2 separate regions of the Homo sapiens genome follow, and region 2 is linked to region 1. A link is a contact called in ENCODE Hi-C or POLR2A ChIA-PET data. All regions are on one chromosome and are shown on one strand. Each heading gives the region's core, a stretch centred on a gene start or an enhancer-like site at or near the end of the contact. The rest is flanking DNA. Distances are from core to core; before and after follow the strand shown.

Region 1 (6,628 bases), core at 1,607-4,106:
AAAATTAGCTGGGCATGGTGGTGGGTGCCTATAATCCCAGCTTCTCAGGAGGTTGAGACAGGAGAATCGCTTGGACCCAGGAGGCAGAGGTTGCAGTGAGCTGAGATCGTGCCACTACACTCAAGTCTAGGCGACAGAGGGAGACTCCGTCTCAAAAAAAAAAAAAAAAATTGAATTTAGACTCAGGTGCAGAGGCTCACGCCTGTAATCCCAGCACTTACGGAGGCTGATGAGGGGAGAATCACTTGAGTCCAGTAGTTCAAGACCAGCCTGGGCAACACAGGGAAACTATGTCTCTACAAAAAAATTAAAATTAGCCTGGCATGGTGGAGTGTGCCTGTTGTCTCACCTACTCAGGAGGGTGAGGCAGGGGAATCACTTGAACTCAGGAGTAGGAGGCTGCATGAGCTATGATTGCACCACTGCACTCCAGCCTGGGTGACAGAGCAAGACCCTGTGTCAAAAAAAAAAAAAAAGAAAAGAAAATTAGACTACCATCATAGATGGTACAAACACTTCCCAGTTTGTTGCTTTCGTTTTGTTTGTTGCCATTTTTACTATACAGAAAAAAAAGGCAATAAAGAATACATTATTATAATATGTTAATTTCTACTGCATTATTTTTAACAACTTCATTGAGGTGTAATTTACATACCGTAAAATCTATCCATTTTAGGTGTAGGATTCAGTGATTTCTGGTAAATTTACTGAGTTATGTGACCATCACCACAATCTGGTTTTGGGACATTTTCATTACTGCCATAATATTCCTCAAACCCATTTAGAATCATTCCTATTTCTGCTCCCAGGCCCAGGCAACCAGTAATCTACTTGCTGTTTCAATAGATTTGCCTTTTCTGGATGTTTTACATAAATAGAATCATACAATACGTGATCTTTAGTGATCTTTTTTCACATGGCATAAACTTGGTTCCTTTTTATGTTGAATAATATTCCATTGTATAGATATGTCACAGTTTGTTTCTCCATTCATGAGCTTTTGGGTATTTGGGTTGATTTCACTTTTTGACTGTTATGGATAATGCTGGTACAAACATTCATATACAAGTTTTTGTGTAGATGTATATTTTCATTTCTCTTGGAATAGACCTAGGCGTGGAATTGCTGGATTAGATGGTAATTCTATTGTTTTACATTCTAAGGCAGGGGTCCCCAACCCCCAGGCTACAGATCAGTGTCGGTTCATGGCCTGTTAGGAACTGGGCCGCACAGCAGGTGGTGAGCGGCCATCGGGCGAGTATTACTGCCTGAGCTCTGCCTCCTGTCGGATCAGCGGTGCCATTAGATTCTCATAGGAGCACAAACCCAGTTGTGAAATGCGCATGTGAGGGATCTAGGTTGCGAGTTTCTGATGAGAATCTAATGATAAATGTAATGAGCTTGAATCATCCCGAATCCATCCCCCAACCCCAACCCCCGTCCGGGGAAAAAATGATCTCTCATGAAATCAGTCCCTAGGCCAAAAAGTCTGGGGACTGCTGTTCTAAGGAACTGCCAAAACTGCCAAACTGTTTTTCAGAGTGGCTGGACCATTTTACATTCCCACCGGCAATATATACGGTGTCCTGTTTCTTTACATCCTCATCAACATGTGTCTTTTTCATTACAGCCATTCTATGTGGGTGTGAAATGCTATGTGGCTGTGTTTTTCATTTCCATGCAGAAATTTTTAATTTAATTGCTTAGTTAAAAATAATTCTTTAAATTTAAAACACTCATATTGCCATATGTATATTTTTATACTACAAAGTGATACAATTTTTGTTAATTTTCTTGCCTTGATTACTCTTTACCTGTATAGTATTTAAATCTTTACATAAGATCACAATTATAGTGAATAGTAATTTATTCAACTCAAAATCTTCATAGGATTTAGAAAATTTAAGTCCTTTACCAAAGGGATTGACTTCTAACTTCATTAAAGGTTGCGAACAGTATCAAATCCTTGGTAAAGCCACATTCAATCTTTGGCACTCCAGGATTTTGAGCTATAACTGTAGTGATCACTAATATGTCATTTCTAAGCTGACGGTCATAATGACTAAAACCTCTCATAGATTTTAAAATACTTCCTTCAAAGTCAGTAAACATTCCAAGTTACTAAGCTGTTGAACAATTTCTTATTTTGAAGATTTTTTCTGATAAGTTCCAAAGTGTTTCTGATGAAGGAAATAAAAGCTGTCCAGAGAAATCTGAGTCATTGAGGTGAGCACAGATTCCATTGGCTGCTTGTGCTTTCATCATTACAGTACAATTAACTTCAGAAGTCGAGAGATGCTGCAGAATTTTAAGTACCCAAAGTTTCTCAACAAGTTGATTTTCAAGCAAGGTCATTAACTGGGCCATTGTTTTTGCCAATCCTCCAACTTCAGCCATTTGAATCTTGTATGATGAACTCACTTGCTGGTAACCTGGAATATGCTCCTTTGGTGGTTGTGCCTGATAAAAGTCAACAATACGTTTACAATTTTTTATCCTCAATTCAGAACTTGGTATTTTCATTAAGTCACCCAGAAGCGCAACTGAACTAGCAGTATCTCCAGCATAAGTTATTTCATCCGATACTTTCTTTTTCAAAAATGGCAAGCCACACTATTTTATGATATCATATGCAGATTCTACAAAATGCGGCTGGTTTTCAATTTTTACTGCACACAGATTCAGAATTTCAAATGTCTGTACTAAATCCCTTAAGGGAAGTTCATTCTGATAACACTGTACCAGTTTCTTGACAGATTTAAGTTGCTTTTCTTCTAAGCCTTCTTTAGCAGTCTCTTCAAAAAGTTTGATGACACCATTAAGGTCCACAGGCTTCAAAACACCAGTTCCACATGGCGAGGGAGGCCTTGGGAAACATCATCATGATGGAAGGCAAAGGGGAAGTAAAGACCTTCTTCATGGTGGCAGGAAAGAGACAGCATATTGCTATGTATTTTAACACCACTTATTTCCCCCCTTTTTTCTTTCAATATCATGGATTAAATAGTGTATTTTAAATGAGTGTGAGGCTCACTTGGACTCTATTCCATCCCTTTGGCCAATTTTTTTCCATTTTTAATCCAAGAATCTTAAAGTTTGAATGATGGTCACCTTGTTATATATTTTATTATGTTTGGAAGCTTTTTTGCTATTGTCTGATCCTCCCAACAAATAGCCTTTTGATAGAATTGCCTTTATTCGTTTCTTTATATCTAATTCTAACTTAAGATTAGACTTAAAAGTAACTTCAGCGGTTTTATTATGAAATATTTAAGGCATATAAATACTGCCTCTTTTCTCTAAATGACTGCTAATATAATTTTACCAAGTTCTGTTAAAGTATCCTGTTGTACATAAAGTGCTGTTGTTTTTTATCTGCCTGTTAACTTAGAGTGGGTTTTATTTTCTTTCACTTTCTGTGGTCGAAGGCAAGTATGTCTTAGTCAGTTTGGGCTGTTATAATGAAACACTGTAGACTGGGTGGCTTAAACAACAGAAACTTGTTTCTCACGTTCTGAAAGCCGGGAAGTCCCCAATCAGGGAGCCAGCAGGCCTGGTGTCTGGAGAGGATGCGCTTCCTGGTTTGCAGACGGCACCTTCTCATTGTGTCCTCACAGGGCAGAGAGCAAAAAGAAAGGGCAAGCGCTCTCCAGCCTCTTCCTTTTTCCTTTTTTTTTTTGTTTGTTTGAGATGGAGTCTTGCTCTGTTGCCCAGACTGGAGTGCGGTGGCATGATCTTGGCTCAATGCAACCTCTGCCTCCTGGCTTCAAGTGATTCTCCTGCCTCAGCCTCCTGAGTAGCTGGGACTACAGGTGCCTGCCACCATGCCTGACTAATTTTTATGTTTTTATTAGAGATGGGGTTTCATCATGTTGGCCAGACTGGTTTTAGACTCCTGACCTCAAGTGATCTACCTACCTTGGCCTCCCAAAGTGCTGGGATTACAGGCGTGAACCACCGCACCCGGCCTCCAGCCTCTTCTTGTGAGGGCAGTAATCCCATCATAAGGGGTCCACCCTCTTGACCTAATCACTTCGCAAAGGTCCCACTTCCAAATACCATCACACTGGGTATTTAGGCTTCACCAGGTGAATTGGTGGGGGAGGTGGGACACAAACATTCAGTCCACGGCAAGTTTTTATCTCAATTTGCTAAAGCCTCTCTTTATTTCTCCTGTTACAGTGTGATAATGTTTTTTAAAATATCATTTAGCTGGCTGTGGTGACCCATGCCTGCAGTCCCAGCTACTCAGGAGGCTAAGGCAAAAGGATCACATGAACCTAGGAGTTTGAATCCAGCCTGGGCAACATAGAAAGACCCTGTCTCTTAAAAAAATAAATAAATAAATAAATAAATAAATAAATAAATAAATAAATAAAGGAAAGAGGCTGGGCACAGTGGCTCATGCCTATAATCCCAGCACTTTGGGAGGCCGAGGCGGGCAGATCACCTGAAGTCGGGAGTTCAAGACCAGCCTGACCAACATGGAGAAACCCCTTCTCTACTAAAAATACAAAATTAGCCGGGTGTAGTGGCACATGCCTGTAATCCCACTACTTGGGAGGCTGAGGCAAGAGAATTGCTTGAACCAGAAGGTGGAGGTTGTGGTGAGCCGAGATCATGCCATTGCACTCCAGCCTGGGCAACAAGAATGAAACTCCATCTCAAAAAAAAAAAAAAAAAAAAAAAGAAAGAAAAGAAAAGAAGCACTTAAAGAGGCTGAGGCAGGCAGATCACTTGAAGTCAGGAGTTCAAGACCAGCCTGGCCAACATGGTGAAACCTAGTCTCTACTAAAAATACTAGAATTAGCCAGACGTGGTGGCACATGCCTGTAATCCCAGCTACTCGGGAGGCTGAGGCATGAGACTTGCTTGAACCTAGGAGGTGGAGGTTGCAGTGAGCTGAGAACATGCCATTGCACTCCAGCCTGGGCAACAGAGCAAGACTCCATCTCAAGAAAAAAGAAAGAGAGAGAAAGAGAAATATAGACATATGTTATTAGTCCCCCAGGACCTCTTCAAAAGATCTCTCTTTTCCTTTCTTATTTCTAATTACCATACTACATACCACCTCCATTATGTCAGAATGTGCCCTATTTACGTGGATTTGTCTAAAGTCATGGAACTCTGAGTTACATTCCCCGTATTTCACAGAGACACAATCAGAGCACACGCTGATCTTCCGCCTCTCTTCATTTCCTCCATGTACTCTGTAGCTACCTGTTCTCTTCTTTGTTCGTAGGAAGATCTCTGTTGCGTGGTGTGGGAGTTTGTGCCAGCTCATCTTTTTATTGTGCTTTCTGTGAGCAGCTATCAATGCCTCCAGGTCTTCTCTTTAAGAAGAATGTTTACTCTCAATTGTTTAAAAAACTAACTAAATAGGAAGAAGATTGCAAATCCTAACCTTTTTGGGGTTTTATATTGGGGGCAAAAGTTGGCATCTGCAGTAAGGATTATTTCATTTTCATCTGAATAAATGAGCAGTAATAACTTTGCTGACTTGCAGGGCTCATTGTGATGCCAAAGGACATTGTAAGGTGCATATCTGAATTGGAGGAGGAAGAGGGGCATCCTCTGAGCCAGGTGTGGCAGGAGGTGACATCAAGGAGGGTTAGGCTGCGTAAACCCAGGGACACAAGGAGCTGCAGTCGGGGAAGAACAAGGTCTAGCGGATGGAGTTGGGGGGACTGTGTCTGGAGCCAATGTTCTCAGATGTGTCTCCGGCAGGCAGGGGCAAGGGCTGGTGCCTGGTTTACAGCATTCCTTTTGGAGTCTGGAATAGTGGGGAAAACTCCCTGTCTTCTCTCCCCTTAGGAGTCTGCACTATGGAAACAACCTGTCAATCCAGCTCAAGGCACACATAGCCCAGACACCCATGAGACCCTCTCCGTGGGGACCCTAGAGCACCTATCATGAACGAGGAGACCAAGTAGGTGATTTTTCTCTCCCCTTCACCTCCTCTTTTCCCCTCCTATCTACTTCGTCACTTTTCTCCTACTGCCAAGACTGGTCCCTACCCAAATCTGCCTTACTGGGCTGCCCCCAACACAACAAACCTGCCCTTGACCATCATTCAGCATGAGAATGTAATGATCAGACACAGAAAATCAGGAAGAGTTTTGAGACAGCATCTAATCTACCCATTTTAGAGATGGTATGACTGAGGCTTATATAGGAAAAAGGCTTGCTCAAGGTCACACTATGAGTGTATCAGCTAGGATAGGCCAGGTTACACTGTAGTACATGCACCCTCCAAAGTCCCAGTGACTCATGGCAACAAAAGTTTATTTCCTGCTCTTGCTTCCTGTCTCGTGTGGATTGACTGGGATTGCTCCTCCACATCATCCTGTCTCCCACACTCAGGCTAACAGGGTAGCCATGATTTGCAATATTTCTGGTCCCTGGAGTAGAAAAAAAGAAAAAGTACTGTCAATTACACCTTGGTTCTTAAAACAACTACAGGCATGACATGAGTCTTTTTTAGCATGTTTCATTGACCAAAGCAAGTTTCATGGCTGTGCCCAATTTCAAGGAGGCAGAGAAGTGTAATCCCACCAAAGGCCTAGAAAGAGGAGAAAGAGTATCTGTGAACAGCCCTAATGCCTACCACAGAGAATTAGTAACAGAG
Region 2 (6,628 bases), core at 484-2,983, 270 kb after region 1:
TGGGCAGCCAGGCAGCTGCTCATGGCTGTGCCCCTCACAACCAGCCCAGAGCAGAGCATTCTAGCGGTGGCGGGGTCAGTGGCTCTCCCCATCTGCAGAATTAAATGATTCCAGGAACTAGACCTCTTCCCTCAGAAGACAGAATCTTCTCCCCTTCTCCCCCACCCCCCAAAAGAGAAACAAACAAAAAACTCTGGGAGAACTGTTAAAAATGAATTTCTGGCTGTACTTCCTGAGATTCAAATTCCGATTGCACATTTTTTTCCGGGGGTGGAGTCCAATAATCTAAATTTTAAACAAACCCGCCAGGAGATTCAGAGGTTGGGGAGGGGGCCCACAGAGATCTGAGAAATCCTGAAATGAGATAGCACTGACCCAGGTAGAGGTGGGCCCGCACCTGGAGAGGTCAGGGAAGGGAGACTGGACCTCAGCCCAGGGTCTGGCACCAAAGCAACCACCCTGCCCTCTAGCTTGGGCCTCGCAGCAGCGCTAGCACCCAGCAATAGGAGACAATGGGAAATGTCCACTCGCTGGATTGCTAAGAAATACAGGTCCTGGCCCAACTCCAATTCCACCTGAGTCCTCTGAAAATGTATCAGGCCCTCACCCACCCAGGGCACCCACCCAGCTTCCAGACCCTCACGAAAGGGTGGCAGAGGAAGAAGCTAACATCCGGGCCTGTGGCTGGTGTGGGAGTGGAGGATGTTCCCATGGGTCCGCCTCAGTTGGGGTCTGTACAGGGGTCTGGGAGAGAGTAGGAGTCTTGCCCCTGGCTACCCACAAACCCCTCCCTCCAGCGATATCTCGGTCCCGTGGGGCTGGCTAAACCGGCTGAAACCTGGCGGGTCACCCAGAGAAAGCTAGAAGAGCCCGGCTCCCGCGCGGGCGCCCACAGGGTAGTGCCTGAGTGTGCGTGTTGGGGAGTCGGATGTGCCCTCTAGATTAGATGAGGAATGTTCATGGGTGCGGCCACCCGGAGCCGCTGGGAGCGGGACAGAAGGTGGTCAGAGAGTGGACTTTGCCTCAGACTGGGTTCCCTAGAGGGCTGGGGGCACTGTCCGGGCAGAAAGAGGGGTGAAAAAGAGAGAGGAGGGAAGGGAGGGCTGGGAAGGGTTGGCGGGTTGTGCGCAGTGACTGTGGCTCCGGTGGGGGCTTCTGTGGCCGCTGGTAACCACCTTGGAGGGGGCACGATGGGGCACGGGCAGTGGGCACTCTGTACACGGTGCAGGGTGCTCACGCTCGCAGCGACGGCCACGGGGTAGTGTCGTGGTGAGAGGGATGCAGGGCGATCTTGGGGGCGTCCGTGCGGGAAGCGCCCTAGGGGTACGCGCAGCGCGTCGGTGACAGTGTGAGCCCGGGTGGGGAGCGCAAGGTTCGCGAAAAATGAACGCAGCGCCGGAGTCCCTCACCCATCCTGGCCGGACCGGGAGCCCCCGGCCAACCCCGTGGGCCCGCGCGTGCTCTCACCAGCTGCAGCAGCATGAGCGCCCCGAGGCGGGAGCGCACGAAGCCCAGGTCCGGGCGCAGCGCCGACACCGAGGCTTCGGCGCCCTGCGCAGGACTGCTGGTCCGCGTGCTAACTTTCGACGGGAACTCGGCCATGGCGGCTCCGCTTGCCTCCCGAGGTCGCTACGGCCGCCGTCGCCGCCCCTCCAGCGGTGGGTGCCGGCTCCCGCGCCGCTTTTCCCCCAGGCTCCGGATCCCTGTGTGGCTCCAGGCGCTGCAGGAGGCGTCGGGGCTGGGAGCCTGGGGCGCCAGGTGCGGCCGAGATCCCGGCTCCGCCCCCGCCGCCGGGGCCGCCCCCTTAACCCTTTGCTCGCCGCCGCCGCCCCAGCCGCGACCGGTTCGTGGGCAGCCGCGTCCACTCCCCGGACCAGTAAACAACCCCGGGTCCGTGAATCGGCTCCGCCAGCACCAGCCTAGACCGCTTCGCCGGCCTCCCCCGGGGCAAGCCGCCCGCTGGGAATTTCCCGGCTCTCGCCCAGGCCGTGGTAGCTTCCGCGCCTAGGGATAAACTTGTGGTAGCTCGCGGGGGACACCGCTCTCCCAGGCGCTTTCTACGCGCTGTGCACCCTCGGCCTAGGCCCCGGCGCAGCGACTCTTGAAGAGTCCCGGGAGAAGGCTGGATGCGGTGGCTCCTGCCTCTGATCGCAGCACTTTGGGAGGCTAAGGTGAAAGGATAATTTCAGGCCAAGAGTTCGAGACCAGCCTGGGTAACACAGTGAGACGCCCCCCCTCCCCCCGTCTGTATTTTATAGAAAAGAAAGTAAAGAAGAATCCTGGGAGACCCAGCGCGGGGAAGGGGAGGGTCTGGGTAAGCGGTGGGTAAGCGGTAGAAGGGGGAGGTCCTTTTCTGCCTATTAATGCTGTTTTCACTTCTGAACATATTTTATATAACTTAGATGATCGCGGAGCCTCAGTTTCCTCGTCTGTCATATAGATACGAAGGAAACCTGCCTCACAGAGCGTTGTAGGGAATAAATGAAATATTCCCCAGAAAGCTCCTGACAGCGTGAGGGAGGAGGGGTCACTCAGAAGATGGGAGGTCATATACAGTTTCATTGCCACACATGCACCCTAAAATACTTACACACACACACACACCTCTTGAGCCTAGAGGTTTGCACAGATAGGTCATCATGCATTCATCAACCAATGTTTGCTGAACACCTACTACATGCCAGGCCCTGTGGATACAGCAGGAAACGAAGTAGACAAGGCCTTCTTGGCTCCCACATTTTTTTTTTCCCAAATACCCACTTAAAAAGAGAGCCACTTAAAAAATTGTTTTTAACTGACATGTAATATTAGGTTGGTGCAAAAGTTATACGGTTTTTGCATATAAAAGTATAGCAAAAACCGCAATTACTTTTTCGGCAACCTATAATTGTACCTAAATATGGGGTACCATGTGATGTTTTGGTACCTGTGTACGTTGTGTAAAAAAATCAAATCAAGGTACTTAGCATATCCATCACCTCATACATTTATGGCTTCTTTGGGGTGAGAACATTCAAAATCCCCACTTCTAGCTACCATATTTTGAAATATACAATATTAGGGCCAGGCGCTGTGGCTCACGCCTATAATCCCAGCACTTTGGGAGGCCAAGGCAGGCAGATCACCAGAGGTCATGAGTTTGAGACCAGCCTGGTCAACATGGCAAAACCCTGTCTCTACAAAAATACAAAAAAATTAGCCAGGCATGATGGTGGGTGCCTGTAGTCCCAGCTACACAGGAGGCTGAGACAGGAGAATCACTCGAACCCAGGGAGGCAGAGGTTGCAGTGAGCTGAAATCATGCCACTGCACTCCAGCCTGGGTGACAGAGCCAGACTCCATCTAAAAACAAAAACAAAAAAAGAAAAGAAATGTACAATATTGGTATTTTTTTCTTTTTACTTTTATTTATTTTGAGGCGAGGTCCCACTCTGTCACCCAGGCTGGAGGGCAGTGGCATGATCATAGCCTACTGCAGCCTCCAACCCCTAGGCTCAAGTGATCTTCTCACCTCAGCCTCCCTAGTAGCTAGGACTACAGGTGCACGCCACCATGCCCAACTAATTTTTTTTTTTTTTTGAGATGGAGTCTTGCTGGAATTACAGGCTCGAGCCACCATGCCCAGCTAATTTTTTGTATCTGTAATAGAGACTGGGTTTCACCATGTTGGCCAGGCTGGTCTTGTGATCCGCCCACCTTGGCCTCCCAAAGGGCTGGGATTACAGGCATCAGCCACTGGGCCCAGCCCTGACTAATTTTTTTAAATTTTTTTGTAGAGATGGGGTCTCTCCATGTTGCCCAGACTGGTTTCGCACTCCTGGCCTCAAGCGATCCACCCGCCTTGGCCTTTCAAAGTGCTGGAATTACAGGTGTGAGCCACCATGCCCAGCCCTAACTGTAACTTTGTACCTGTTAACCAACCTCTTTGTATCCTCCCACTACACCCCAGCCTCCTGTAACCACTATTCTACTCTACTATGAGATCAATTTATTTATTTATTTATTTGAGATGGCGTTTTGCTCTTGTTGCCCAGTCTGGAGTGCAATGGCGCGACCTCGGCTCACTGCAACCTCCGCCTCCCAGGTTCAAGCAATTCTCTTGCCTGAGTAGCTCGGATTACAGGCGCCCGCCAGCACGCTAAGCTAATTTTTTGTAATTTTAGTAGAGACAAGGTTTCACCATGTTGGCCAGGCTGGTATCAAACTCCTGAAATCAGGTGATCCACCTGTCTTGGCCTCCCAAAGTGCTGGGATTACAGGCGTGAGCCACTGCACCTGGCCGAGATCAACTTCTTTATTTCATTCCACATATGAGAGAGACCACGTGGTGTTTGTCTTTCTATGCCTGGCTTATTTCACTCACATGATGTCCTCCAGGTTCATCTGTGTTGCCACAAATGATAGGATTTCAGTCGTTGGATCCCACTGTCTGGTGGGGATGAGAAGTAATAAACCCGGGAGGAATAATACTTTCAGATAGTGACAAACGCTGTGACTAAAGTAAAATGGGGGAATGTGACACAGAGTCACCCACAGGTGATTTCTGGGTTAAGGTGGTCAAGGAAGACCTGTGGGAAGAGGTGACATTTATGCAGAGACCCAAATCATGAGTAGGGGCTAGCCTTGGGAATTCTGGGGGAAGAATTTAATAAGTGCAGGAGCCCTGAGGCTGGACCAGTTTTGAGAACAGAAAAAGGTCCTTGGTAGGGCTAGAGCCAAGTGAGTAAGGGTGAGATTGGCAACACGGGCCAGGGCCGGATCACACAGGCTATTTAGAGGACTGTATTAGTGCCCTGTGGCTGCTCTAACTTGGTGACTTAAAACAACAGAAATTTGGCCAGGCACGGTGGCTCACGGCTGTAATCCCAGCACTTTGGCAGGTGGATCACCTGAGGTCAGGAGTTCCAGATCAGCCTGGCCAACATGGCGAAACCCTGTTTCTACTAAAAATACAAAAAAATAGCTGGGCGTGGTAGTACACGCCTGTAATCCCAGCTACTCAGGAGGCTGAGGCAGGAGAATCACTTGAACCCGGGAGGCGGAGGTTGCAGTTAGCTGAGATTGAGCCATTGCACTCTAGCTTGGGCAACAAGAGTGAAACACGGTCTCAAAAAAAAAAAAAGAAAAGAAAACCCAGAAATTTACTCTCCTGTAGTCCTGGAGGCCAGAAGTCTGAAATCAGTTTCACTGAGCCAAAATCTTCCAAAATTTGGGAAGAGCCAAAATCAGGTGTCCTGAGGGTCATGCTCCCTTTGCAGAGTCTAGAGGAGAATCCCATCCTTGTTCTTCCAACCCTGGTGGGGCCTGCTGGCATTCCTCAACTTATGACTGCATCAACCCTGTCTCTGCCTCCTACGTCACATGGCCTCCTCCTTTTCTGTATGTATAACATCTCTCTCTGCCTCTCTTATAAGGACACTTGTGATTGTGTTAGGGCCACCCAGATACTCCAGAATAGTTTTCCTCAAATAAAGAATCTTAATTTGAGGCTGGGCGCAGTGGCTCATGCCTGTAAACCTAGCACTTTGGGAGGCCAAGGCAGGAGGATGGGTTTGGCTCAGGAGTTTGAGACCAGCCTGGGCAACACAGCAAATACCCCTGTCTCTAAAAAAAAAAAAAAAATTGGCCGGGCGTGGCGGTGCACACCTGTGGTTCCAGCTACTTAGGAGGCTGAGGTGGGAGGATTGCTTAAGCCCCAGGAGGTTGAGGTTACAGTGAACCATGTTTTTGCCTCTGCACTCCAGCCTGGGTGACAGAGCAAGACCCTGTTTCAAAAGGAAAAAAAAAGAAAAAGAATCTTAATTTAGTCACTTAATCTGTAAAGACCTTTTTACTTTATAAGGTAAAATGGACAGGTTCCAAGAATTAGGATCTGTTCTGTTTGTTTGTTTGAGACAGGGTCTCACTCTGTTGCCCAGGCTGGAGTGCAGTGGTGCCATCCTGGCTCACTACAACCTCCGCCTCCAGGTTTCAAGCAATCCTCCTGCCTCAGCCTCCTGAGTAGCTGGGACCACAGGTCCTTGAGCCACCATGACTCACCAATTTTTTGTAAAGACTGGGTTTCACCATGATGCCCAGGCTGGTCTCGAACTTGAGCTCAAGCAATCCTCCTGCCTTGACCTCCCAAAGTGCATGAGCCACTGATACATCTTTTAGTGGCAATTATACAGCCTACCACAATGATGGAGAAGGGCTAACATTTTATTTTAAGGCTTGGAGTGTTTTTTTTTTTTGAGACGGAGTCTCGCTTTGTCGCCCAGGCTGGAGTGCAGTGGCGTGATCTCAGCTCACTGCAAGCTCTGCCTCCCGGGTTCACGCCATTCTCCTGCCTCAGCCTCAAAGAGTAGCTGGGACTACCGGCACCCGCCACCACGCCTGGGTAATTTTTTGTATTTTTAGTAGAGATAGAGTTTCACCGTGTTAGCCAGGATGGTCTCGATCTCCTGACCGCGTGATCTGCCTGCTTTGGCCTCCCAAAGTGCTGGGATTACAGACGTGAGCCACTGCGCCCGGCCAAGGCCTGGAGTGTTTTAAGCAGGCGAGAGACAAGCTCTGATGAACACTTTAAAAATATCACTGGTTGATGCTGACTTAACCCTTTACTCAACGGGATGTTCAACCCCCTCCC

What was found. A loop is a pair of places that touch in the nucleus more often than their neighbours do. ChIA-PET counts read pairs that join two places held with the same protein, here RNA polymerase II (POLR2A). Pooled maps may share reads with other maps.
Region 2: a loop to region 1 is called in a pooled map, with 2.1 times the contacts of the local background. The contact joins the promoter of PLLP here to the enhancer-like site in region 1. A Hi-C loop is called at or near these places in 1 of 50 pooled maps. POLR2A ChIA-PET finds 5 or more read pairs at or near these places in 3 of 52 experiments (Panc1, activated naive CD4-positive, alpha-beta T cell and naive thymus-derived CD8-positive, alpha-beta T cell).

Annotation. Positions count from the first base shown.
Region 1 is chr16:57,011,260-57,017,887 of GRCh38, forward strand. It overlaps NLRC5 (NLR family CARD domain containing 5), which reads left to right. Exons shown (of 49, transcript NM_001384950.1): 2 at 5,815-5,929. It also overlaps the pseudogene CFAP69P1. Among named protein-coding and RNA genes, the nearest start is that of NLRC5, 25 kb to the left of the region's middle. RefSeq lists enhancers at 512-561, 3,350-3,399, 3,440-3,599, 3,730-3,779. Within about 2 kb of position 2,857, at least 16 of the 41 ENCODE cell types and tissues checked have a DNase peak (open chromatin) inside an H3K27ac peak, as active enhancers do.
Region 2 is chr16:57,282,939-57,289,566 of GRCh38, forward strand. PLLP (plasmolipin) reads right to left here and starts at 1,734. Exons shown (of 4, transcript NM_015993.3): 1 at 1,468-1,734. The coding sequence starts at 1,602. RefSeq lists an enhancer at 812-1,473 and silencers at 1,518-1,927, 4,177-4,389.